Linked DNA regions of Homo sapiens: region 1 is linked to region 2. Evidence: chromatin contacts called from ENCODE Hi-C or POLR2A ChIA-PET data. All regions are on one chromosome and are shown on one strand. The core of a region is the stretch at or near the end of the contact, and the rest is flanking DNA. Distances in the headings are between cores, read along the strand shown.

Region 1 (4,100 bases), core at 141-2,640, 63 kb before region 2:
CTGCAGAGGTGCCTGATACCTCCAGTTCCCGAAGTTTTCCAGGGTTCTCTGGGGGAGAATTGGCTCATTTCTTGTTGACTGACCTCCTGAGATCACTTGGCTGAGTAAGAAAAGCTAAAAACCTCTCACCCATCCATTCCCATCCTAAGCATTAAGGGATGATCTTATTTCTCTGTGTATTTTATGCTTTGGTGCTTCTAGATGGGATGGAGTTTTTACTTTGCCCCAGCATATGGCATTGTGGTAACATGAGGAATATGGACAGACATTGACCTCCCAGGGGGCTCTCGACTGATGTGTAACAATGCAGAATGTTTATACAAACCTCCCTTGGTATCCTTGAGGGATTGGTTCCAGCATCCCGCCTCCACAGGATACCAAAACCCATGGATGCTCAAGTCCTTTATATAAAATGGCATGGTATTTGCATCTAACCTATGCATGACTTCCTGTATACTTTAAATCATCTCTAGATTTTTTATGATACCAAATACAATATAAATGCTAAGTAAGTAGTTGTTATACTGTATTGGTTTTATTGCTATTATTTTTTACTGTTATCCCGTTATTTTTTATGTTTTTCAAATGTTTTCCATCCATGGTTGGTCAAATCTGTGGATGCGGAACCTGCGAGATAGAGGGCTGACTGTATATATCTGCAGTCCATACAGCCTTATAAAAGTGCCTGGAGGGGAAGGGAGACTGGGAGTGGGCTGGGGAGTGTCCCTAGAGGTGAAGAAGTAGGTGTGGTGCATGAGATGTGTTGGTTTGCCCTCATCCTCTGGAAGTAAAGCAGCTCTAGGCAGCACATCCATGGGCACCGATTCTTCTGGGGCCCAGCCAGAAGCTGGAACTCACAGTCGTTGGCTCCTTGATCCCCAGGTGGTCCTGCCATCATGGCTGTCCTCTGCAAAGGTCTCCTCGCTCATTGAGAGAATCTCTGACCCCAAGGACTTGAAAAAACTGCTCAGAACCCGGAATAATGTACTGGTGCTTTACTCCAAATCTGGTGAGTGTCCCTTCCTGGCCTTGAGGTCAACCATCGGGGTAGGATGGGATTCAGGGGAAGGAGTGGGAGGCAGGAGACGTTAGGATGAAAACCACTTAGGGAGGGTCCAAGGGACATGGGGTTTGTCACCTTTCCTCAGAAGACAGAGGCAGAGGCACACAGAGGCATTGGCTCTGCCACTTTCTGATCCGAGGGGGTGGTTCCATTTCTTTTTTATGACTGTTTGTTGGGAAAGTCCTCTGGAGCCCCTCACTCCTCAAGAGGGAGAGGGCGTGTGTGAAGTAGGACAGAGGATCACAGTGGCGGACACTGGGCATGGATGTCCTGGCTTCCTGCACAGGCATGGGGCCGAGCCCTGCCAGGGCATGCTTCACCAGAGCTGTTGATTAACTGGCCAGGCCGGCCTGTTGCCAGCTGAATGGGTCCCAGGCTTGGAAGTACTCACCCCAGCTGGCAGCCCTGGCCCTGCCCAGTCCATCTGTCCTGCTCTGGGGTCAGATGCAAGACTGAATTTGGAGTGGGCTCTAAGCTTGGGTCACAGCATTTCTTGGGGGCAGGAGCAGCGGCCTGCCTCTCTTCTGACCTTGAGGCTGGCAAGGACATAGCAGATGGAGAGAGGTTTGCTTGGCTCTTGGCAGTGACTTTGGGGGAGGGTGAACGCTGACTCTGTTGAAGTTGTTCCAGCAGAGTTAAGTGTTTTTTGCTGCTTCTAAGGATGCCAAGTTTTCTGTGGCCCTGGAGAAGCAGCAGCCAGTGGCTGGCCAGTTCCGGGCAAAGTTTTCCCCGGCAGCTCGGCCTCAGCACTCACTGGCACCTGGGGGATGATAGAGGCTCCAGACGTGCCTGCATCCTCCAGGCATCCCTGGCACGTGGGATGTGTTCATTGCCACTTGCGGCTGCTGCTTCCCCTTCTGGCACACATGCCCCGAGTGCATTGTTGGGAGCCCAGCATGTGACTAGCATTCCTCTGCTGTCAGGAATAGGGGCGAAATCAAGGGAAAGGGGAAGCAGTGTCCTCTTGAGGCCTGGGGCATAGGGCCCTGAAAACGTGTGGCTTGCTGCCTTGGATACTCCCGGAGTTGGAACTAGGAGGACTGTCAGTGATAGACACGCTCCATTCCTTCCCTAGGGTAGATCCCATCATATAAGCTCATCATAATACAGTCTCATTGGCTCCTTTGCTGTGAGGGAGGCAGTGCAGGTTGTCAGAGGACATCCAGTATACAAATGAGGAAATGGAAGCTGGGAGTAGCGGACTTGTTTGAGATCTTCCAGCAGCAGGTGGGAGCTGGTCCCCTATGCCCCGCTGTCTCTCATTTTCTCTGATGGAGGATGGGAAGAGAGTATTGATTCTGCAATGACAGAAGGGCTTTGAGATCAGGTTGGGGCTGAGGCCGGAAAATCATTATGGGAAGTTAGAGAGTGGAAAGGTGGGGCCCTGTTGTCAGGCGCTTGCAGGGCAGGAGGTAGCACCTAAGCTCTCTTTCCCTCACCCGACCCTGTCTTGAGCCATTGAGAGTAGAGCCCCTGGTGCTTCCCACTTGTCAGCCTACCTCCTGCTTTCATTGCCTGATGGGGCCTGGGCAATTATTTTAACTTCCTGCCTCCTTGCCTAGGCCTGCTGCACGAGAGACATGTGACCTTCAGTGGGGCTTTTGAACAGTGCAGAAACTGGATTTTCTTTGCTCCCTCCCATCCTTCCAAGCAGTGCCTCCCTTTCCATGGCTAAAATGCAGGTTAGGGCAGGGGGTACTTTATCTTGCTGTAGTTTATTTCTCCCCCTCCCCTGCTTCCCAGAACCCAGTCCCAGCAGTAGAACAATGGCTTTCCCCACATCAGTGGCTCGCCCTCCTCCTGTCACCCTGGCTGTGGTTTCCTGGGAGTGCCTTCTCCGAGTGACTCCATGCATGTCTCTTGAGCGATACTTTTGTTTGCTTCTGTGAAAGGCTCAGCATGCTCTGTATTCACAAACAGCTACCATTATCCACACTAGAAAAGGCGATCTGCGGAGGCACATAATTCAGACATCATTTCTGCTTGGCTTGGGGATGTATCATATGGTTTTTGGCGGGAGAAAGCAGCAGATCGCTCTCCCCACAAGTCTTTGTCTGGCAGGCCTTTCAAGTGAGCTCACAGGTGTCGCCTAGGAGAACGTGACTCAGGAGCCTGCTGGCCACAGGAATCAAACACTGGCCACAGCCACTTTGCAGTGGATCATTGCAGGCTGGCAGTGCTGAAATCCTGGCCACAGAGGCTCTGTCCCTAAGACCCTGCCCTCCCACAGTAGTATCCGGGTGCCTTGCCCTGACCCATCAGGATTGACATCTGCACCAATGAGAAAGTCTTCCTTTCTTGTGATCACTCCATCCTGTCCCAAGGCATGGTCCACATTCCTGCAATTGACCCCTGGAGGTGCTACCAGGACCAGCTCTTGCCCCGTGGCTTCTGGGGAAGTGGGCTGTTAAATGTGGCTTAGGTGTCTTTGGCATTGGCCCATCAGAGCCTAGTGTCACTTATAGACCTCATTTTATCATCAGGTTGTACTGAGCTCCTAGATGAGCGTGTGCTGCACAAGTAAAGGAAGGATCTGATCCTAGCTCTCGTCAGCTCCTAGGTGGGGCATCAGGACAGATGAATGTGGAGTCAGCAACATCATTCCCTGCTTTAGTTATAGGATTGTCATTGTTTATGGAATTGTCAAAATGTATCCCAGAAAGACATGAGTCGGAGACTTTACTGGCCTTGAGGATCTGGCTGAGAGATTCTTGGAATAGTAAGGTGTGAGGTGTGGATTAAGGCAGGGTGACTTGGGGGTTCTGTGTCCAAGAGGAAGGCCCCTGAGTATGGTGGGATCAGGGGTTTCTGAGAAGAGCCAGGACCATTCTTGCAGCACAGGCCCTGGCACTGTTGAATGCAGGGATGGGTGTTTTACCTGGTGCTCAGGACTTCTCCACCCCCTCTAGGATTGGTCTCCATCCTTCCTCACCCCTGAGGGAAGATAGCAGACATGACCCAGTGCCCTTGGTCACAGATGTTTAATTTTTTGTTTTTTTTTTACAGAGGTGGCAGCTGAAAATCATCTCAGGTTACT
Region 2 (3,999 bases), core at 987-3,486:
TCTGTCCTAAAGCCCTCTGCCTCTGTGCTCGTCCCCTCTTGTCCCTGGGCTCCTCCATGCCCCTGTCCCCTACCTGCACACTTCCCACCCCTCAGCTGTCCCCGCCCCCTCTTCCTTCTCCAGACACTGACTTATCTTCAGCACCTTGGAACCCCCTCTCCCTGCCCTTCCAGATGGCTCTGGAGCCGTGGCATAGGCACAGCCACATTCGCTCCTGAGCTCCTGTGCTGTGCTCGTTTTAATCAGAGCTCAAGCTGAGGAAGTGACACGTCTGCCGACATTGGCATCGGTGACCTCAGGTTTCTGTGTATTCCCATTTTGAAGTTGTTAATTGATACTTACAATGAAAGGTTCTTAGAATTTCCCACTCTCTGCTGCCCTTCTCTCTCTCCCCCAGGTTACAGCTCAGCTTAATGGAGTGAGGATAATAAAAGCTGCAGTCTACAGAGAAGCCAGGCAGCTCCATCTAGCCATAAACCTGCTCAGTTGTAGCTGGCCCTCCTGTTGGCTCCCCCGTCCCCACCTTTCAAGTGTCAGTAATCCGTGGAGTCTGTGTGTTCTCAGGGTCTGAGAGGGGCCGCCACAGCCTCAGCCCCTCCTTGAGGCAGCCTCCCTGCCCATCTCTTTCTGCCTTTCCTTCTCAGAGTGGGACTTGTCCTCTCCCAGTCCCTTACAGAGCTTCCGGCTGTCCTCTTCGGTCTGTAGAGTGTGCCCAGAAGCCTGAAAATTTTCGGGAGCTGACATCTTCCCTCTGGCATTAGGGGGTGGAGGACTGAGCCTTGCCCAAGGCCATGGGGCAAGTTAGTGGCAGGCCCCTCCCGCAGCCTGGATGGCTCTCTCTATGTCACAGGCACAGTCCAGAGAGTGAGAGTGTTTTCAGCAGCAAGTGAGAACCTGGCTGCAGGAGTGGAAGCCCTTGACCAGACGAAATACTTTCCCCCAGACCTCTGGACCAGAGCCCAGTGCTTCCTCTGCCTCTCTTCAGCTCCTCCCTGACTGAGGGGCCTTCATAGCAGACATAAGCCCCCCGCCACCCTGACCCTGGCTGCTGGGACCGACAGGTGCTTGAATCCCCAGGGAATCTGGGAGAGACTCTTACCCTTTTGGGCTGCCAAAGATCTACAACTCCTTCCTTCCTGCCTGCCTGCCTGCCTGCCTGCCTGCCTGCCTGCCTGCCTGCCTGGCCTGCCTTCCTGCCTGCCTGCCTTCCTGCCTGCCTGCCTGCCTGCCTTCCTGCCTGCCTGCCTTCCTTCCTGCCCTCCTTCCTTCCTGCCCGCCTTCCTGCCTGCCTTCCTTCCTGCCTGCCTTCCTTCCTGCCTTCCTTCCTTCCTGCCTTCCTTCCTGCCTGCCTTCCTTCCTGCCTGCCTTCCTTCCTGCCTTCCTTCCTGCCTTCCTGCCTTCCTTCCTTCCTTCCTTCCTGCCTTCCTTCCTGCCTGCCTTCCTTCCTGCCTGCCTTCCTTCCTGCCTGCCTTTCTTCCTGCCTTCCTTCCTGCCTTCCTGCCTTCCTTCCTTCCTTCCTTCCTTCCTGCCTTCCTTCCTGCCTGCCTTCCTTTCTGCCTTCCAGCCTGCCTGCCTTCCCGCCTGCCTTCCCACCTGTCTTCCACCTACCCATCAAATATCAGCTCTGTGCTGTGCAGTGTCTAGGGCCCAGGGTACAAGGGAGGGAGACATGTCCCTGCCAGGCCTTGAGGGGCTCACTGTCTACCCTGACAAAATTCTAAACACAATCCATCCAGGGCAGGGTCACTGAGTGACTCAACCTCTGGCAGAGGGCTTGGTCCTTAGAGTTTCTTCATTTCTGTTACTGCGTTTTTCTGTCCCTAAACCTTGCCCCAGGGACATACATCTTTATCAGTGGGTTACAGGGGGAAGACTTTCCAAGGACAAAAAAGATACATCTTTTGACTTTTTAATAATGAAAATAATAATACCTATTTTTATATATAAATATGGCATATACTATATACTTTTTATATATGAAGGATCTAAACACTACAGAAATGTCAAATAGTAAAGTCAAATGCCTGATAGAGGTCTAAAGGAAAAGCAGCATACCCACACGTTCCTGCTCCCCTTCTAGCTGCCTCACCCCAACATCTTACCTCCCCTCACATCTCTCCACCTCCCACATCCCTTCTCCCACCATGTCTGCCCCTGCATCCTGTCTCCCCAGCTTCTGCACAGCTCTTCCTCCTGCTGTTTCATTGTTCCTTTTACGCTGAATGGTCTGGTCATGGTGACTGCCCTTCTCAGGCCAGCTTGGCGGAGTCTCTAGAACTGCAATTGTCCAGCCTGTCCTCAGTCTTTGTTCCTCTTTCCCCACTCTGGGAGGCGTCTTTGGTTTTCTGCTACACAGAGGCAGTGCCTTTTTTTTTTTTTTAAGCCTACATTAAATAAAAAAAATCATCCACATCTGGCCCTCCTGACACCTCTTGGAAGCATCTTCATGCACTTTCTGAAACAGCCCTCCCTCCCATTACTCATTGGCCCCACTCTTTCTTTCGGATAATGAGAAAATTAGATGCAACAGAAAGCCATTAATCTGAGGCCTAGATATTTTAAATTGATGGTAACAGGAATTTACACTAGGCTGACAGTTACCTTTAGACTTTCAATGAACAAAGAGGTTAAAAAGGAAAAATTAATAGTGAAACCAGGTTTTGAGGAAGGGGGGTGGTTATTTTCGCCAGCCTAATGCTATTATGGGCATAGGCCACACACAAGGGGCCTGCAGCTGCCTGCAGGAGCTGTCTGTGACATACCTTGTTAACCAGTAGATTGCGCTCTTTAAGTGTTTTGAAAATTTTATAACATCATCCCTTTATAGTGTGACATTTTCATGAATTTGAGCTATTTTTCTTTCTGTTATGTCAAATTAGTGAAGTGTTACTTGTAATTTCCATTTTAGGCTATTAAAAAATCATCCAGTCTCTGCCATGAGCTAGGCTGTGCTAGGCACATTGCTAAGCTGTGCTTGTCTCATTTCTGATATAACCCATCACTGGCCCAGGTCTCTTCTGCTCCTTCTGCATGAGACTTGGCAAAGCCCTCTACACCCCCACCCCCCATCACCCCCCACAATGCTCTGGGCCAGCTGGCCACTCTGCCAGCCAGGCCATGTGGGTGGTCCTGCTCATCTCAAGACTGGCTCAAGGACTAAATTCAGATTAAACTTGTAGCTTAGCCTTAATTTGGTTTCACAAAACCCTTTGAAATGCCAGTCATTATTATCTTATTTTAAAAAGGAGAAAGTAGATGAGCAAAGCCGTTTCTGTTCCCACCGTGGCATCTCTGCCTTCCCGAGGCTGAGGGAGGCTGGCTGACGTAGAGGTGTGGGCTGGAGCCTCCCCTTGCTCAGGGAAACCCTCCCCTCAGAGCCCTTCTGTGCCCTGGACAGTTCTGTTCACCAGTGACTGGGAAAGGGCTGAGAGAGGAGGGGGGTTTGGGTTCTGATCTGTTAGTGCTGAGGGAAGGGCTGGATCAGCCTGCAGCTCCTGGGCTCACCAGGACAGGAGGAGAAAGTGGCCCCCACAGAGGTCCCTACCCTGCTTCTGAGACACTGAGGTCAGAGTTGGGGCTCAGGGTGATGCCCAGAACAAGAGACAGATGCTGGAGGTAGGGGCCCCAGTATAGCTCAAAGGCCTTAGGCTGCTCTGACAAGCCTTCTCCCTGGGACAGGGAGCATCAAGGGACCTGAGGACTGCCTGGTGACTTCCCGTAGCTCCTCTCCCTCTTACCCTGACCATGGCCTTCCTGTTCCTGGCTTTGAGGTTCTGGTTATTGTAGAGCAAAGAGTAGATGGAGACCTGGGGACCAGGGCCTGATTTGGCTGCTCACAGTCTGGGCTGGGTGGAGGTTGCTAGGAATGCAGAAGTTAGCAGCAAATCATGAGCAGTGGGTGCAGAGTAGTTGCCCCAAAATCCCCCCACCCTGCATTTCCCAACGCCACTTCCTCTCAGTCAGGAAATGGAGAGATTTGCTATTGTCCCTGGAGCAAGA

The links. A loop is a pair of places that touch in the nucleus more often than their neighbours do. ChIA-PET counts read pairs that join two places held with the same protein, here RNA polymerase II (POLR2A).
Region 1: a loop to region 2 is called in a map of cardiac septum, with 1.9 times the contacts of the local background. The contact joins two enhancer-like sites. A Hi-C loop is called at or near these places in 3 of 168 maps with a recorded cell type or tissue (adrenal gland, cardiac septum and endothelial cell of hepatic sinusoid). POLR2A ChIA-PET finds 5 or more read pairs at or near these places in 1 of 52 experiments (OCI-LY7).

Annotation. Positions count from the first base shown.
Region 1 is chr3:123,088,286-123,092,385 of GRCh38, forward strand. PDIA5 (protein disulfide isomerase family A member 5) reads left to right here. Exons shown (of 17, transcript NM_006810.4): 2 at 883-1,009; 3 at 4,070-4,100. Among named protein-coding and RNA genes, the nearest start is that of PDIA5, 23 kb to the left of the region's middle. Within about 2 kb of position 1,391, at least 16 of the 41 ENCODE cell types and tissues checked have a DNase peak (open chromatin) inside an H3K27ac peak, as active enhancers do.
Region 2 is chr3:123,150,600-123,154,598 of GRCh38, forward strand. The region is part of intron 14 of PDIA5 (protein disulfide isomerase family A member 5); the gene reads left to right. Among named protein-coding and RNA genes, the nearest start is that of MIR7110, 9.2 kb to the right of the region's middle. RefSeq lists an enhancer at 3,529-3,999. Within about 2 kb of position 2,237, at least 5 of the 41 ENCODE cell types and tissues checked have a DNase peak (open chromatin) inside an H3K27ac peak, as active enhancers do.